2 separate regions of the Homo sapiens genome follow, and region 1 is linked to region 2. Evidence: read pairs that join two places in POLR2A ChIA-PET (ENCODE). Cell type or tissue: B cell. All regions are shown on one strand. Each heading gives the region's core, and the rest is flanking DNA. Links, peaks and the distances in the headings are about the cores only.

Region 1 (9,071 bases), core at 2,435-6,434, 92 kb after region 2:
GAAGTAAAGGTTTAAGGATGGAGTAGTTAGGAAGAACTGTGACAGTGATTCATCTATTAATTTGCTTTCCAAAAAGGCAAAGATAAAGGTAATAATACTAATAAGGCTCTTAACTCGAGTAAACAAGAAGGTGTGAACAGTTTACTAACACTCCAGAGCCCACAATCTTTCCCCTTCCTGCTATTTGGCCTCTGATACAATCCTTCATCCATCCATCCAATAATCCAATAAAAACAGCAGTTAACATTTATTGAGCACGTACTATGTTGCAGGCACTGTGCTAAGTGCTTGTATATATTATCTTAATTATTCCTCATTACAACCTTATGGTGTAGTTTTAGCATCAAAACTTCACAAATGAGGACACTGAGGTTCAGAGAAGTTATACAATTTGTCTAGTCAGAAAGGTAGCAAATTACAAAACCAGGATTAAAACCTGGATTTAAAGTCTGACTGCAACACCCGTGAGCTTAATTAATTACTGCACTGTAGTTCTTGCCCTTGCAATGCTCATGGGGTAAAATAACAATTACAGCCATGCAGTATTTACTATATAAAACAGAGACATGGCTGGGCACAGTGGCTCAAGCGTATAATCTCAGCACTTTGGCAGGCCAAGACGGGCAGATCGCTTGAGCCCAGAAGTTCAAGACCAGCCTGGGCAACATGGGGAAACCCTGTCTCTACTAAAAACACACAAAAAATTAGCCCAGCAAGGTAGCACGTGCCTGTAGTCCCAGCTACTTGAGGGGCTGAGGTGGGAGGATCACTTGAGCCTGGGAGGCAAAGGCTGCAGTAAGTTGTGATCAGCACCACTGCACTCCAGCCTGGGTGACGACGGGAGACCCCGCCTCAAAAAAAAAAAAAAAAAGAAAATAGAGACATAATGTAATAGGAGCATCTCCTCCAACAACAACTTATTAATACTACCAAGTCTTCTTTCCTTCTTTCTACTTAACTGGGTAAATTTGGGGGTGGAGGTGCTTATAATTACCGAATATACTGAATATAATTACTGATACTGATAGTATCAAATACTATCCAGTGACTTAAAGTACAAAACAATTTTCATTTCTTAAAAAAAAAAAATTCCGATTTTTTTAACATTTGGCAGGAATAAATTAATTCTGTGGCTTCTGAAGGAAGAAGTGCTTTGAAAGCTTAATGGGGAGTGGGCTGCCTCTCCGACTGACTTATTCACCTGCTTTAACACCTAACTCCAAAGTCGCACATAAGGGTTAGAGAATGAGTTTTCAACTATGACAAAGAAGGAGCATTGGCTTTGCTTCATCTATGGTTGCTCTAGTGATACAGCAAATACTCTGCAAATTCTGAATGAAGTCAGCTGATTTTTCCCATTAACAGAAAGAACTTATGGAAGCACAGAAAATATTAAGGCACAGGCTGCAGCACTACGTACTACTTCCAGTCCCATACCTCTGTCATACCCCAGTATCCCATCGCCTCAGTTCTGAGTCATGCGAGAGTCACTAAGAGACAAGAAATAAGCTCTCTGAGGGCAAAAGCAGCTGAGCCAAGTGTGGCTTCACCTCTGTCTTGAAACGATACTCAGCACAGTGTCTCAAAAAAACAGTAGGCACTCAAAAAATGTTTCTGGAATGAACAGACTACACTTGATGATTTTCTCTAATGGAGACTTCAATTTCTGTTTCAAGCTAAGAGAGCACCTATTTAGAAAACTGATGGTCTACCCCCACCTCACTGTATTTCTAGTATCTAGAAACCTATCCCATTCTTTACTATTAACCGTAACTAACAACCATATTCCTTTCATTTATGAAATATTCAAATGCAAAAGCATTTGTTGGTGAAAACAAACGTGGGATTCTTATTTATTGACTTACAGAAAAATTACTCAAAAATCCCAGTTACTTACCAGCAACTTATTTTTCTTTGAAAATGTATCATCCTTGACAGTTTACATAATTAAGTCTCATGTCACTCAGAGTAGTGAAAAGAATTTTTACCTCATGGGTCTCCACATTTCACCTGGTCAGAGCCATGTGTCCTGGACTCAGGAACTTACTAGGAGACCTTTATCAACAAATTAGATTCTCTAATTCCAGTTCCAACTTGAGGATCACACAAGGAAGTTAGAGATGATTCATCATCAATGGTTTAAAAAAAAAGGGGATGGGGGGGACTAGAATCATTACCAAGGATGCTACATTTTCAGAGAAACACAGCTTACTGGTAAGTAACCAGGTTCCTCTGAGGATGGATAGACTTACATCAACCAGCTGGTACAATAGGCGACTGTGTGGCTGGACCACTGGGAGCTGGAGAGGGAAGTCAAGCCAAAAATAGTAGTTGTAGGAGTACACAACCAAACTGAGACTCTTGGCAGAAGGCTGGTTCCAAGTAAAAACTGTGTTATGGAAAATCGTAGAGGGAAGAGCAGGTGAATGGCCTGCAGGGAAGGGAAAGAAATTAACACACCCTACTATGTGCCAAGCACTGTGCTAGAGACTTTACCAAAGTTAGCTTCTTTAAATTTCACAACTACCCTGTGAGGTAGGTATGACTCCCCATTTTACAGTGGACATCCCAAAGACAACAGCCATGGCCGTCCTGCCTCTGAATAATCTTTAACATGAGAAAGGCTAAGTCCAACTTCCATATAGTAGGGGAAAACATACAATCAATTAGCCAAGTAAAAAATATTCTCAGATACTGGTTGGTCCATTTATTTCATGCCAGAGACATAGTAAACTGTTGACATTGTCTAACATCCTGTAGCCTTTCCATGTGACAACAGCGAGGAAGGTGCAGGAAGGTCGGCACTCCAGGAAAGGAAGAGTCAGAAGAAAGCATCAGCTGTCACCAAGTCTAGAGAAAAGCTGGGGGTGATTTCTGAAACTACCCTATATTCTGCAGGACTTGAGGAAAGAAAAGATAACACGCCCAAGTTTTAAATTAGCTAGCCCTTCTGGTGAAAATGACCGTGTATATAATTTAAGTTCAGGCTACTTTTATGCAAAGTAAGTACTGAAGAAAAACTGCAATGAGATAAATAGCAAATTTGGATAAAGTAAAGAGAAGCTCAATAATGGAAGTGAATTCATAATCAGGTTGAGAAGGCAAAATAGGAGAAGGGAGATTGAAGACGACACTTGAAAAGAAATGAGTCGCTCCAACAGGAGAGAGGCAGAAACAAAAACGGAAGAAAAAACCCCATTAAGATATTGACACAGATGTATTTAATGAAAGCAACTAATCAAGTGTTGGAGTTAAGAAATGAAAAAGAGTAATTCATATCAGATTGTAAATTATTTCAGTTTGTGTTGTTCAGTATTTGTTACAGACCAATTCCACATTGGGTGAAGAACCTCTACCCTACAACACAAGGGTATTTGCTTCTCAGTTCACTTTTATCCTGTAATTAACGGTTTCTACATTCCAAGGGGCGGGGAATGATAACACAGCATTTAACATAGGACATTTGGAATACAGTATCGGGAAGTTTAGACTCCTTTTTTTTTTTTTTTTTTTTTTGAGACAGGGTCTAGCTCTTGTTGCCAAGGTTAGAGTGCAGTGGTGCAATCATGGCTCACTGCAGCCTCAAACTCCTGGGCTCAAATGATTATCTCACCTCAGCCTCCCGAGTAGCTGGGACTACAAGTACGTGTCACCACATCTGGCTAATTTTTTTATTTTTTATTGAGATGGGATCTCACTATGTTGCTCAGGCTGGGAGGAAATTTAGATCCTTAAAGCTCTTCCCCGCATCCTACCTTCAGAAGCCGGGCCCTGAATGAAAGGAATCACAAACATGCAAACCTACTTAATCCTAGGTTAAAATCCTGAAGGGCTGTTAAGGTAAATCATTCCCTCATCTGCAGCTTTGCGGAAAAACTCCAGTTTTGCTAAGTACTGGAGATCAGAAACAGAATAATCATCACAGGTAGTAAGCACTCAAAAAAGTACATGAAGCAGGTAACAAGAGTGATGTTCATCCACCACATGTAAATTCAAATTTCTAATTCAATAACAGTCCTGTGAGTAGAAAAAAGAACAATTTCTGTCATTGGGGGAAAAATCAACTAAAATGGAACAGAGAGTATTATATAAATCTATAGTTTATATAGGCTGTGGCAGTAAAATTGTTTTGAAGCCTTGCTTAAATCAGTGGATCTGGGTTTAATACTACAAAGTAGTAGAGGTTCAAGTGAGTGGGCAAGACCAGGCGCAGTGGCTCAGGCCTGTAATCCCAGCACTTTGGGAGGCCAAGGTGGGCGGATCACTTGAGGTCAGGAGTTCAAGACCAGCCTAGCCAACATGGTGAAACCCTGTCTTTACTAAAATACAAAAATTAGCCAGGTGTGGTGGTGCATGCCTGTAGTCCCAGCTGCTCTGGAGGCCAAGGCACAAGAATAGCTTGAACCCAGGAGGCAGAGGTTGAGGTGAGACAAGATGACGCCACTGCACTCCAGCATGGGTAATAGAGCAAAACTCTGTCAAATAAGGAAGGAAGGAAGGAAGGAAGGAAGGAAGGAAGGAAGGAAGGAAGGAAGGAAAGTGAGTGAGCAAGATGGCACAGGCTGTGGTTTCTGAAGGGAAACACTTCAGGTCTTGCTCGAGTGGTAGAACTGCCCAGGAAACCACCAACCAAGAAGGCTGATTCTGCTGATCTTCAAAAACAAGTTTACAACTGCCCCTCACTATTCATTAATTACTCAGTAAATAGTGTTGAAACAACCAGGAAACTAAAAAGAACAAAATTAAAAACCAAATCCCCTACCCATTCTTTACACCAAAGGAAATTCCTGATGGGTTAAATGATATTAGAATATAAAAATGAAAACAGAGAACTAAAGGAAAGATAGGTAGATAATTTATAATCTTGAAGTGAAGAAAGACTTTTGGAACCTTTAAGAAAGACAAAAATTAAAAGAAAAAACTGTATAACCAAGATATATCAGAAATAACATCAAAATGGGGGGGGGGCAATCTGCAAAACATATGACAAAAAAAACTATTTTTTTTTGTTTTTTGTTTTTTTGAGATTGAGTCTTGTGATCTCGGCTCACTGAAACCTCTGCCTCCTGGGTTCAAGGCATTCTCCTGCCTCAGCCTCCCAAGTAGCTGGGACTACAGGCGCACACCACCATGCCCAGCTAATTTTTTTGTATTTTTAGTAAAGATGGGCTTTCACCATGTTGGTCAGGGTGGTCTAGAATTCCTGATCTCAAAAGGTCTGCCCACCTTGGCCTCCCAAAGTGCTGGGATTACAGGCGTGAGCCACTGCACCCAGCCAAAACTAGTATTTGTAATATACAAAAAGTCCTTATGAATCATAAGAAAAGCCCAACCTAATTGCACAAGATCCAACACTGTAACAGCCAATTCACAAATATAAACAAACAGTAACTGACATTTAACTTCACTGAATAATTAAGACACGGTATAACCAATTCTAACAATGTTTTACCTATTGGACTGAAGATTAAGATTGATAATATTGTGTTGAGAATATAGGTAAACAGACATTCCATAAACAGCTGGTGGGGGTGTAATGTAAAACTTTTGAGGGTGCATTTGGTAATATCTGCTAAATTTTTAAACATGCATATCATCTTGATCTAATAATTCTATTTGTAGGAACTTCTACAGAATTACTCAAAAGATGCAAGGATGTATATAAAGTTCAGTACAGCACTGATTGCAAAAGTAAAAATTAAAAATCTAAATGTCCATCAAGAATGGGGCAATAAATTATGGTATATCCATAATGTCAAACACTACATATTTTTTAAAAGAATGAAAATTTGGACAGAGGTTGTAAAGTGATGGCCCAAAATGGAAAGGATGTATATCTGGCCAATAATTTTTAAAAATAAAATATTATTAACCTCCTAGTATATATAGAAAATGAAATCTGAAAGAATAAAAGCCAGAGCAGTTGGACTACAGGGACTTTTGCTTTCTGTTTTACCTATTTCTGTGTTATCTAAATTTTTACAATAATCATTTTACAATGATCTGTTCAGTGGAGAGAAAAAGATAAAACTTTTAAACTAGTTTCATTAGCCCAACAGGTAGTCACATTAGCTAGTATAAAACTGCCTTGTTGGGTAGCTTATGAAATCTGCCCAGCCTTTCCAAAATGTTACTCAAGTGATATTCTTTTATAAAATCTGCTAAGAGAAGGTAAGACAGAATCCTAAGGAGTAAATTTAAGTCAATCCCTATTATAAAGCTAAATTATGGCAAAAGTCCTCGGTCTAATGCAATTTTCTTGTTTCTTCAGAGAATAAAACAATTTCTAACATTCCAGATTAACCAAGCACTTTTGTTTGTTTGGATTTGTTGTTTTATTTTTAAATAGTTGTCAGAACTCGGTTTTGCATTTGGGGAAGATACATGATCTTTATAACAATAATTTATAAAACACAAACTATATATACAATATTCTAGGAGAAAAACTACAAATGAAAAGCAACTTCTGCTAGTTTTATTAGTTGCCTAAATTTGACTTTTTAAAATTCACCTTTTAAACTGAAGATATATAATCAAATTTAAAATATAAACATAATAAATGACATGTATTTAATATATGATGCTATATGAACTCAAATATCACAAATGACCTTTTTTTTTTAAGCTAACCCTTTGGAAAAGCATAAAATGCTTATATTAGTTTCTGCTCACAAGAAAAAAAAAATCCTTATATGATCATTTAAGAAATGTTACATCTATTTCAGCCTAAATAAAGCCAGAAAGAAAGCAAAGGCTGCATGGATTTACAAGTTATACAGGTGGGAATGACTGACAGTTAACCTAACAAGACTCAACTCTCCAAGTAAATACCAATAATAGTTAAAAGAGGCAAGGAGCTACAGAAAGCAACTCAGAGACCACTTCCTTGAGGCAATAAGAATGAGTGTATATGTTCAGACTAAGAGTAAGACAGACACTTGAAGAGCCATCCACTTAATTTAAAGACATGAGAAAAGTGACCAGCTTTCTGCCATATTTGCTCAAAAGGTTCATGAGAATCTAAACCTATAGGGCCTATAATCCTGCAATGTATAAAGAAACCATGTTACTACACTCAAAGAATGTATCTGAGTAAAGTACACTAAATTATACATGAAATACACTAGGATATTATTTTTTCTTTGTAAACAGTGACTAAATTTTCATTTACAATTAACTGAAGGAACTTCATTACTAAATCAATAAAAAATGCAATCGAGTGTTTACATGTAACAGGTATTTTTCTTCTCCTTCAACAAAAATGTTAAGTCCAAACTGCCAACATACAAAATAATTTACACATTATTTTGATAGAAGCTTCTCCCCCCAAAAAAATCTGCTAATATCAAATGCTAAGCAATGAACTTAAAATCATTTCAAATATTACTATGAAGAGCAAATCTGTAAATATTTAAAAGTCCAAAAGTTTTTAAATTCTTCATACGAGGACCGTGATCCCCTTCTGATGCTGCTTCTATTAGACATTCTGAAGCCCCAAGAATATACACCATATTCTCTCTTTTCATTAGTAAACAAGATACAAAACTCTTACAAGAACATTATATTCTCCTGGGAATCTAGAAATGTATATTGGCAAGATGGATTAAATTACTAAACTAATCATACCATTTGCCCAGAAGACAGGCACTATCTAAGCAAACTTCTCTTTCAGTCATAACACATACAGTAGAAAACATTTTGATATGAAGTCAGTGAAGGAGAAGTGTCTTGTGATTATCAGCAAGAAATGGGCAGATGTACGAAAAAGAAATACATTAATGAGAACCTCAAGAGTAACTCTTAAACCAGTTTCTTCATTAAAAATGGAAAAAGAGACACAATGAAGAATATAACTACCAATATGAAGACCTACAGAACATAGTTATTACTGGTTGACAAGACAAAGTTATGAAAGTCACCTAGTAACAATTTCTTGACTAACAGTGACATATTATGGGAATAAAATGTACATCCCTTGACCTATATGTATTGATTAATGACAGTGTGAAGCTGGATGCTTCTTTAAAAGATTAACTTAAGAATAAAAGAAATAAACGTAAAACAGATATAGTCACTGTCTTCAAAAAGTCAGAAGTGTTTTTTAAAAGTAAACACATTCTGTATTAAAATTCTATGAACAATAATGCTTAGGTTCTATAATCTCAAAAACAAAAAAAAAAGAGTTGCCCTAAAGTATCTTAAAAACACATTAAGGGACGGGTATGGTGACTCACACCTGTAATCCCAGTACTTTGGGAGGCCAAGGCAGATGGATTGCTTGAGCCCAGGAGTTCGAGACCAGCCTGGAAAACATGGTATGACCCTGTCTCTACAAAATAATACAAAAAAATTAGCCCGATGTGCTCGGTGGCTCACACTTGTAATCCCAGCACTTTGGGAGGCCAAGGTGGGTGGATCACCTGAGGTCAGGAGTTCGAGACCAGCCTGACCAAAATGATGAAACCCCATCTCTACTAAAAATACAAAAACTAGCCGGGCGTGGTGGCATATGCCTGTAATCCCAGCTACTCAGGAGGCTGAGGCAGGATAATCGCTTGAACCTGGGAGGCAGAGGTTGCAGTGAGCCGAGACTGCACCATTGCACTCCAGCCTGGGCAACAAGAACGAAACTCCGTCTCAAAAAAAAAAAAAAAAAAAATTAGCCCGATGTGGTGGCGTGTGACTGTAGTCCTAGCTACTCAGGAGGCTGAGGTGAGAGGATCGCCTGAGCCTGGGAGGTCAAGGCTGCTGTGATTGTACCACTGCACTCCAGCCTAGGCAACAGAGCAAGACCCTGTCACAAAAACAAAACAAAACCACACACAGTAAGAAAACCACATACTGGAGATGTGGTCTTTGGGTTCAAATGCAGAGCTCCCTGACCTGAAGTCAGCATCTAAAGCACTCACTTCAGTAAACTTTTGTCCGACATTCTTTACCAAAATAACTTGGAGAAAATCAGTCATTTTCAAACTGAGTATATCCACTTCTACAACTACAAATGGGAGTATAAGTTTTTTTTTTTTTTTTTTTTTTTTTTTTTTGAGACAGCGTCTCGCTCTGTCGCCCAG
Region 2 (9,071 bases), core at 2,472-6,471:
GGCTAGTCTCAAACTCCTGACCTCAAGTGATCCACCTCCCTCAGCCTCCCAAAGTGCTGGGATTACAGGCATCAGCCATCATGCCCAACTCTTTCTACCTTTTCTGATATAAGTATTTGAAAGTATAAATTTCCTTTTAAGGATTTTTAGCCTTATTCTGCAAATTTTGATATGTTGTATCTTCATTACCATTTAATTCAAAACACTTTATTTGACCTTTGAATTATATAGGAAGATATTGTTTAGAAATATTGGATTTTCCCGGGTAGCTTATTGTTACTAATTCCTAATTATAATTCCATTTTGATCAGAGAACACACTGTATAATTTCCGTCCTTTTAAATGTATTGAAACGTGTTCAGTGGCCCAGAAAATAGCCTATCTTGGTGAATGTGCCATGTACTCTTGAAAAGAATGTGGGTTCTGCAGCTGTTGGCTGTAGATGGTGATGTGCTGGAGCTGGATCAGATCAGCTTGCGGGAGATGATTGTGCCCATCTCTCTCCCATCTCCCTGTGTGATATTGTCCTGTTGGTAGCTTGCATCTGCCATGGTGGGAACCTTATACAATAGACATCTATGGAGGCTACAAATCAGGGCTTTTCTTTTTTTCTTTTCTCCCTGCTCAGAGAGCCAATTTACCAGTATACCACTGGGTGTAGAATGTTACAACTGCCCATACAGATCATCCAAGTTGTGATTGATATTTTTCCTATGGTCTAGTTGCTGAGAGGAATGTTGAATCTTATCCTATGATTGTGAAATTGTCTCCTTTACCCTTTAATTCTGTCAAATTTTCATATATTTTAAGCCAGGTGTGGTGGCTCACATCTGTAATCCCAGCACATTGGGAGGCCAAGGCGGGCAGATCGCCGGAGGCCAAGGCGGGCAGATCGCCTGATGCCAGGAGTTCAAGACCAGCCTGGCCAACGTGATGAAACCCTGTCTCTACTAAAAATACAAAAATTAGCCGGTCATGGTGGTGGGCGCCTGTAGTTACTCTGGAGGCTGAGGCAGGAGAATCGCTTGAACCTGGGAGGTGGAGGTTTCAGTGAGCCGAGATGGCACCACTGCACTCCAGCCTAGGTGACAGAGCAAGACTCCATCTCAAAAAACAAATTTTTTTTCATATATTTTGAAACTCTGTTGTTAGACAAAAATACATTTGCGAATATGTCTTTTAAGTACATTTATTATGAAATGTGTCCCTTTTTATCCCTGGTAGTAATTTGTTGCCTGATAGTTATTAGCTTCTTTAACCTCTTTCTATGCTTAATGTTTGCATGATAATCTTTTTCCATCCATTTGCTTTCAACTTATGTGTATTTTTATATTTAAATTGTGTCCCTCATGTCAACATATAGAGCGGTCTTGCTGCTTTGCCCCTTCTGACCATCTCTGTCTTTTAATTGTAGTTTTAGCCCATTAACATTTGTTATAATTATTAATAGATTAATTTTAGGCCTACCATTTTGTTTTTTTCTCCCCTTAAAAAGTTTCTTTGTTCTTGCTTTCCACCCTTCTTTAGGATTATTTGAAATTTTTTTATAGTTCCTTTTTAATATATTTGTTGGTTGTTTCTGCAGTGTGTGTGTGTGTGTGTGTGTGTGTGTGTGTGTGTGTGTGAAAGAGAAGAAGGAATAAAGAGATTGCTCTAAGGATATAATACACATTTTTCTTAACATTCCACTTAGAGTTAAGATTGTATGACATCATAGAAAATGTAGAGGAATTGTGGTTGTATAGTTCCATTTACTACTCGTATCGCTCTCCTTTATATTACCTCTACATATGTTTTTAAACCCACAAGACGATATTATAAATTTTTGTTTTAAACCATCCTTTGTATTTTAAAGAATTAAGAAAAGTATATTTACCCAGATACTTACTGTTTCTACTGCTCTTCATTCCTTCCTAAAGATGCAGGATTCTATTGTAGTGTCAGTTTGCTTCCACCCAAAATGCAGGTCTCTACTATGAATTCCCTTAGTTTTATTTTACCTGAAAATAGCATTATTTTGCCTTCATCTTTGAAGGATATTTTCACTGGCTATAGAACTACAATTACTTTTTTTCTTTCAGCATTTTTTTTTCTTTCACCACTTAAACATGTTATTGCACTGTCTTCTGGCCTTTGTAGTTTTTGATGAGAAGTTACTGGTCATGTGAACTCTTTTTCTGTGTTACGTTCTTTTTCCCTGTCCGCTTTCAAGATTGTTCCCCCTTTGGTTTTCTAGAAGTTTTAATCTTTTTTTTCCTCTCAAGAGTTGATCGTTTCTGTTGGTCTCTGTGCAAACCCATGACTCGTCTTTATTTTGCTGTCAAGACCATCCAATGAGTAATTTATTCTAGATTTCCTGGTATTTCAGTTCTAGAATTTTTATTTTGTTCTTTTTCATGGTTTCTGTTTTTGTGCTGCAATTTTCATTGATTATGAACATATTTTTCTATATCTTTTATTATAACTATAATAGTTGCTTTAGAGTCTTTGTCTCCTAATTCCAACATTTGGGTCAACTACAGCTGGTCTCTGTTGATTGTCTTTTGTCTTGAGAGTGGATCTCATTTTCCTGTTTCTTTTACATCAACCATGTTGGGCTGTGCCATTCCCTTCTTCCAACACTAGGCCACTTTTCAGTATACACCTTCTTTTGGTGGTTCTCTGGTGCCTTCAAGATCATTGTTTTAATATTTTTTCTAGAGTTTATCGTTATTTGCCAGAAATGTGGTTAGGTACTTCGGTACATTTAAAATTGGAATCATGGTTTAAGTAACTGAAAGTTTCAGAGGCTCCATAGTGACTATTAGGATGAAGATGGACTGGAGGTAGGGGGTAGAAAGGAGATGTGTTCTCTATTCGCAGGAAATCAATAATTTACGCAAACGTTGATTGGTCAAAGAACAAAACAAGCATATGACTTAAAGACATGTACATATCCAGCTAAAAATGAAGAACTAACTCTAGAAACAGTTAAAGATGTTTCCCACTATGGGTGGGGAGGGTGGGATCATAACATTCTGGCTTGTTCTTCAGTTGTTTTGCTTGTTTCATCTCTTCAATTTAGATATACGTTGAACCTAAATTGTCATAAGCAGGAAGTCTCCTAACCACTATCATCTAATGCTTTCCATTCCTGACTAGATAATGGTGAGGAGTGATGCTGATTTGGGAATGAATGTGATGTTAAACTGAGTAGAAACTTCAAAACAGCTTTTAAGAAGCATTCGTTTTGTTTCAATTGTGCCTTTCAATCTGTTTTGTGAGGCCCCTTGCCTGTGTGTGTGTGAGGTCCTCTCTGAGGGGTGGGCTTGGGGGAGGAAGTAATGGTGGGGAGGGGCAGTGTTCTGGGCACTGAGCTTTCCTCCACAAAGAACACTTGGTGAGAATGAAAGGATTCTGTGGCCAAAAGTTTAAAACCCCTAGCCCTGCTCTCTGGAAGCAACTGCTACATTGATTCATTGATTCGAGTGCATTGCAAAGTCAGTGCACATAGTACAGTAGCTGGCCAGGTATCAGTGATGACCTAGTCATCATCATTGCATCAGTGCACACTTGCGTGCAGCCTTGTTCTTTCTGTCAGCAAACTATTTAAGGACCATTGCAAGAATCTGCCCTGAAAGAACAAACCTTTGGATATCAAGAAAGCTCAGGATCAGACTTAGAAAATGGATGGGCGCAGATTAGGAGAAAATCCTAGAATTAGCCTTGGACTACTACTAAGGAGTGCTAACATACTTAGTGGCTCGGAGGACAACGTTATGTGGAAAAACACAGACATCCTTAGTAAGAGTCAAAATGATTCAGAATGGACTCTATGTAAAACCATTTTGGCAATATCCTAGCCAATCTATTTAGCTTTTCTTTATCCACTTACGAGAATGTTAGGATAAATCTGTTTAAGTCTAAAACAGGTGATTCTTTAGTAAGTAAAAGTAAAAATTCCATCTGATGAAAATGCATTCTAGTTGGCAGCATTTTCTTTTCTTAAATATACTTAATGATACATGTTACGATTGATGTCTTAGCTGAAATGTGATAAATATATTGCAGTCTTTTTAACCACCATCTATTCCATGACATTGTTAAAAGCTGCGTACTCTATCTTCAGGTGGACCCGAGAGTGGGTTTAACTAAGTTTGACAAATAGCTTGTTACGAGTTTTTTGCCATTAGGAGCAATGCTGTGATAGTTTGCTAGCTAAGTATTTGTACATTTCCGTGATGATTTCCCTGTGATAAATGCTTATGAATATAATTGCTGTATCAAAAGGAATGCACTTGTTGAAGGCTTTTGAATATTCCAGATTTTACTTCAGAAACGGTGTAATTGTGTACACTCTTAAGCATATGGAAGCTCCCATTTTGCTGCACTTTAGCTATCATTGGGTTTGTTTTTTTAAAAACCTTTGTTAATTTAGTAGCTGGGAAGCCATAGATTGCCAAGGAACAGCAGTCAGGCTGAACTAAATAACCTGAAACATCCTGGAACCAAGCACCTAAAACTGGGTGCTGTGTGAAATACAGCAAAGTGTAATGCTCTGCACAAAAGTAAGAGGGAATTCCCAGGCATCTGAAGAAGAGAAGAGAGCTGAAAATGAAGGTGCTAACCATTGTGAGCCTCTGTGTGGCAGCATAAGGACTTGAGCAAGGTAGGCTGGCCGGTAGGGGTCACACAGAAAAGGAAACAAAGCCTTACACCTGGCTGGGAGGGGCTGAGAGCTGACGTTTCCATGGAAACCTGGAAGACAGAAGCCTAAATACCCTTAAGTGTATAGGTGAACTGAAAAAAATAATAATCATCGACCTACTCTCCCAGGAAGGCAACTGCTAAAGGATTTAAGCTGAGCTCTGGATATAAGGAGAGTGGGGAAAGTTGTCTTTAGAATCAAGGAGCAAAAACCACTATGGAAAACAAGACAGGTTTTTAAAAGAGAAATTCTATAAATGTAAAATGAAGTCATTAAAATTAAACACTAAATTTGACACAACCAAAAGAGAATCACTTAACCAGATGGCAGATCAGGAAAAATTAGAAAGTTTGAACAAAGATAAAGTGATAGAAGATCATTGAAGACTTTCAACCAAGGTATAGAAGGTAACATGAAAATATCTCACATAGACGTAATAGAAGAGCTAGGAGAAAATAGAAAGGGGACCGGAAATATTTGAAGAGGTAATAGAATCTTCCAAAATTGTTGCAAGGTAAAGTGGGCATGTCATATTTTAAGGTAATTAACCATTTCAAGAATGTATAACTCCAAAATAAAACAAGAGCTATAAGGGAACAAGTAAACTACCATTCCAGTAGAAGGGGAAAGGGAGGAAAACCGGAAACATAGAAACAGAGTTAAAATAGAAAATACAAAACAGGATCGTAGAAATTAATCCAAATAACAGTATGAAACAGTTTACCTAAAACCAAACTCGTCTATCAGATAATACTAGACTCAGTTTTTTTAAAAAGTCAATTATGCTGTGGTGATTTACAGTAGACACACCAAGACACAGAAACAAAGGTTGAAAATAAAGGGCTGGAACAAAGACATTTAAGGAAAATTCCAACCGAAAGGTATAATAATGTCAGATACAATAAGTTTCTAAGGCAATGTTGTTAGGAATAAACGTGGTTACTTCCTAATCATAAAAGGTACAGGTTACCAGGAATATAATTTCAAATATGTATATTAGTTAACACTGCCTCAAAATATGGCAGATATTTTAGAGAATTATAAGATAAATTGATAAAACCATTTGGGAGATTTCACTAAAAATTTCTTGGTAATTAATAAGCAGACAAATCAGAAACAATATAGAAGATCTGAAAAATAGAGTTGACCAGCTCTAATGGGTCCCTGTATCCAATAGTTAGAGATGGGCATTGTTTTTAGGCACATGTGAAATAATGGCCCCCCCGTTCTGGCCCAGCAGAAATTATATACTTGGCAACAAGTCTCATCACATTTTAAATAAACTGTCAAAAAGATAACATTCTCATGTTTCCGCAATTTAATTTTAAAATGAAATTAAATTTTTTTGAAGGTAAAATACATTTTGGAAATCTAAACTGTTTAACTCTTAGAACGAACAGTGGAAAAGAGAAAATATAACTGAATGATAAGGAAAATATATACACATCAGATTGATGTGATGCAGCCAAGTGGCATGTAGAAGAAACTCTAGTATTAGTATAGGTTTTTCCTATACTTTCCATGTAGTATGAACATTTTATATAAGTATTTTAAATGCTTATTTAAAAAAGGAAATTACAGAGTTAACCAAAACAAGGATTTGTAGAGAAAAGGCATATGTAAGGAAAGAAGTAGTCTGGGCGTGGTGGCTCACGCCTGTAATCCCAGCACCTTGGGAGGCAGAGGTGGGCAGATCACCTGAGGTCAGGAGTTCGAGACCAGCCTGACCAACATGGAGAAACCCCGTCTCTACTAAAAATACGAAAATTAGCTGGGCGTGGTGATGCACGCCTGTAATCTCAGTTATTCAGGAGGCTGAGGCAGGAGAATCACTTGAACCCGGGAGGCGGAGGTTCAGTGAGCCAAGATTGTGCCACAGCTCTCCAGCCTGGGCAACAGAGTGAGACTCCATCTCAAAAAAAAAAAAAAAAAAAAGTAAAAAGGTACAGAAATGAAATAAAGATACAGTAATGAAAATTATTAAAACCCAAAATAGTTCTTTAAAAAACCGACAAGCCTCTGGCAAAATCAATGATAAAAAGAATGGCTTTGAGGCGCCACACACTGCACCCATCTAAAACAGCAAACTTAATCCATAAATGCATGTGTCTGCTCCACCGACTGGCCATTCCCCCATCTCTCTTTGGCCTTCCTACTCCCTGAGACACAACAATCTTGAGTTGAGGCCAGTTGATAACCCCCACAATGGCTTCAGAGTGTTCAAGTAAAATGAAGAGTTGCATTTCTCTCACTTTAGATCAAAAACTAGCAATGATTAAGCCAAATGAGGAAGGCATGTTGAAAGCTGAGATAGGCCAAAAGCTAGGCCTCTTGTGCTAAACAGTTAGCCAAGTTGTGAATGCTAAGGAAAAGTTCTTGGAGGAAATTAAAAGCGCTGCTCCAGTGAATGCACAAATGATAAGAAAGCGAAACAGCCATATTGCTGGTAAGGAGAAAGTTGGAGTGGTCTGGATAGAAGATCAAACCAGTCACAGCATTCCCTTAAGCCAGTGCCTAATCCAGAGCAAGGCCCTAACTCTCTGCAATTCTGTAAAGGCTGGGAGAAGTGAGGAAGCTACAGAAGAAAAGCTAGAAGCTAGCAGAGGTTGGTTCATGCGATTAAAGAAAAGAAGCCATCTTTTATAACAGTAGTGCAAGGTGAAGCAGCAAGTGCTGATGGAGAATAGCAAGTTAGCCAGAAAATCTAGGATCATTGATGAAGGTGGCTGCGTAAGCAACAGATACTCAATTTAGTCAAAACATCCTTCTACTGGAAGGAGATGCCACCTAGGACTTTTTTTTTTTTTTTTAAATTATACTTTAAGTTCTAGGGTACATATGCACAATGTGCAGGTTTGTTACATAGGTATACATGTGTCATGTTGGTTTGCTGCACCCATTAACTCGTCATTTACATTAGGTATTTCTCCTGATGCTGTCCCTTCCCTAGCCCCCCGCCCCACGACAGGCCCTGGTGTGTGATGTTCCCCTTCCTGTGTCCAAGTGTCTTCATTGTTCAATTCCCACCTATGAGTGAGAACATGCAGTGTTTGGTTTTCTGTCCTTGTGATAGTTTGCTCAGAATGATGGTTTCCAGCTTCATCCATGTCCGTGGTAAAGAACATGAACTCATCCTTTTTTATGGCTGCATAGTATTCCATGCCACCTAGGATTTTCATAGCTAGAGAGAAGTTAATGCTTGTGTCAAAGCTTCAAAGGACAGGCTGACTCTCTTGGAGGTGAATGTAGCTGGTGACTTTGTTGAAACGAGTGATCACTTACCATTCTGAAAATCCTAAGGCCCTTAAGAATTATGCTAAGTCAAGCCAATGTGGTGACCCGTGCCTGTATTTTCAGCTTCACAGGAGGCTAAGGTGGGAGGATCACTTCAGACCAAGAGTTTGAGGCAGTAGCCTGCTATGATCATGTCTGTGAATAGCCACTGCTCTCCAGCCTGGGCAACATAGTGAGATCCTGTCTCTTTAAAAAAAAAAAAAAACAAAACAAAACTGTCTATGCCCTAGAAATGGATATTAAAACCATAATAAACCACAGTATGAATGCAAGGCCAAGGTTGTGGTCGATGAAAACTCATGCACTACAGGGTGCTGGATAGCCGCTTTGTAGCACTAAGTTGGCAACTCTTAATAAAGTTAAACCCACCACTTTGGGAGGCCAAACAGGAGGATTGCTTGAGCCCAAGAATTTTGGACCAGCCAGGGCAACATAGCAAGACCCCATCTCTACAAAAAATTGTTTAAAAGGGCCTGGCAAGGTGGCTCACATCTGTAATCCTAGCAACTTTGGGAGGTCGAGGCAGGTGGATTGCCTGAGGTCAGGAGTTCAAGACCAACCTGACCAATATGGTGAAACCCTGTCTCTACTAAAAATACAAAAATTAGCCAGGAATGGTGGCAGGCGCCCGTAATCACATCTACTCAGGAGAATCGCTTGATCCCGGGAGGCAGAGGTTGCAGTGAGCCGAGATTACATCACTGCACTACAGCCTGGGAGACAGAGTGAGACTCTGTCTCAAAAAAAAAAAAAAAAAAAACCTCTCTTGTCACTTTGTCACTTAGTATTTCTGTGCTCCAAGAAACTTGTACTCAAGGAGACCTGCTAGTTTTATTCTTTGCAGCTTTGTAAATACACAAAAAATAGGTATCTGCCAAAAGGACTATTAGCAAGGTCCACCACCAAGAGAGTTGATGAAGTATTGTAAATGTGCGTTACACAGTATATTACAGCTGCGGCTATGTCAGATACCATCAAAAACAAATGGCAGAGCAAATGTACATATTACAGTTTGTATAATTTAAAAATGTAGAACATGGCCAGACGCGGTGGCTCACGCCTGTAATCCCAGCAGTTTGGGAGGCCGAGG

What was found. ChIA-PET counts read pairs that join two places held together with the same protein. Peaks named below come from ENCODE experiments on the same cell type or tissue, not always from the same donor. Only the 100,000 strongest peaks of a DNase experiment are listed, where the experiment ranks them.
Region 1: POLR2A ChIA-PET joins it to region 2 with 7 read pairs; 2 of 35 experiments call an interaction of 5 or more read pairs at or near these places.

The regions. Positions count from the first base shown.
Region 1 is chr7:148,834,570-148,843,640 of GRCh38, forward strand. The region is part of intron 3 of EZH2 (enhancer of zeste 2 polycomb repressive complex 2 subunit); the gene reads right to left. Among named protein-coding and RNA genes, the nearest start is that of EZH2, 45 kb to the right of the region's middle. In B cell, for the core only: no CTCF peak of the experiment used is centred there; a DNase peak (open chromatin) is centred at 4,522; H3K27ac peaks cover 709 bases.
Region 2 is chr7:148,742,814-148,751,884 of GRCh38, forward strand. The region is part of intron 2 of CUL1 (cullin 1); the gene reads left to right. Among named protein-coding and RNA genes, the nearest start is that of CUL1, 48 kb to the left of the region's middle. In B cell, for the core only: no CTCF peak of the experiment used is centred there; a DNase peak (open chromatin) is centred at 4,668.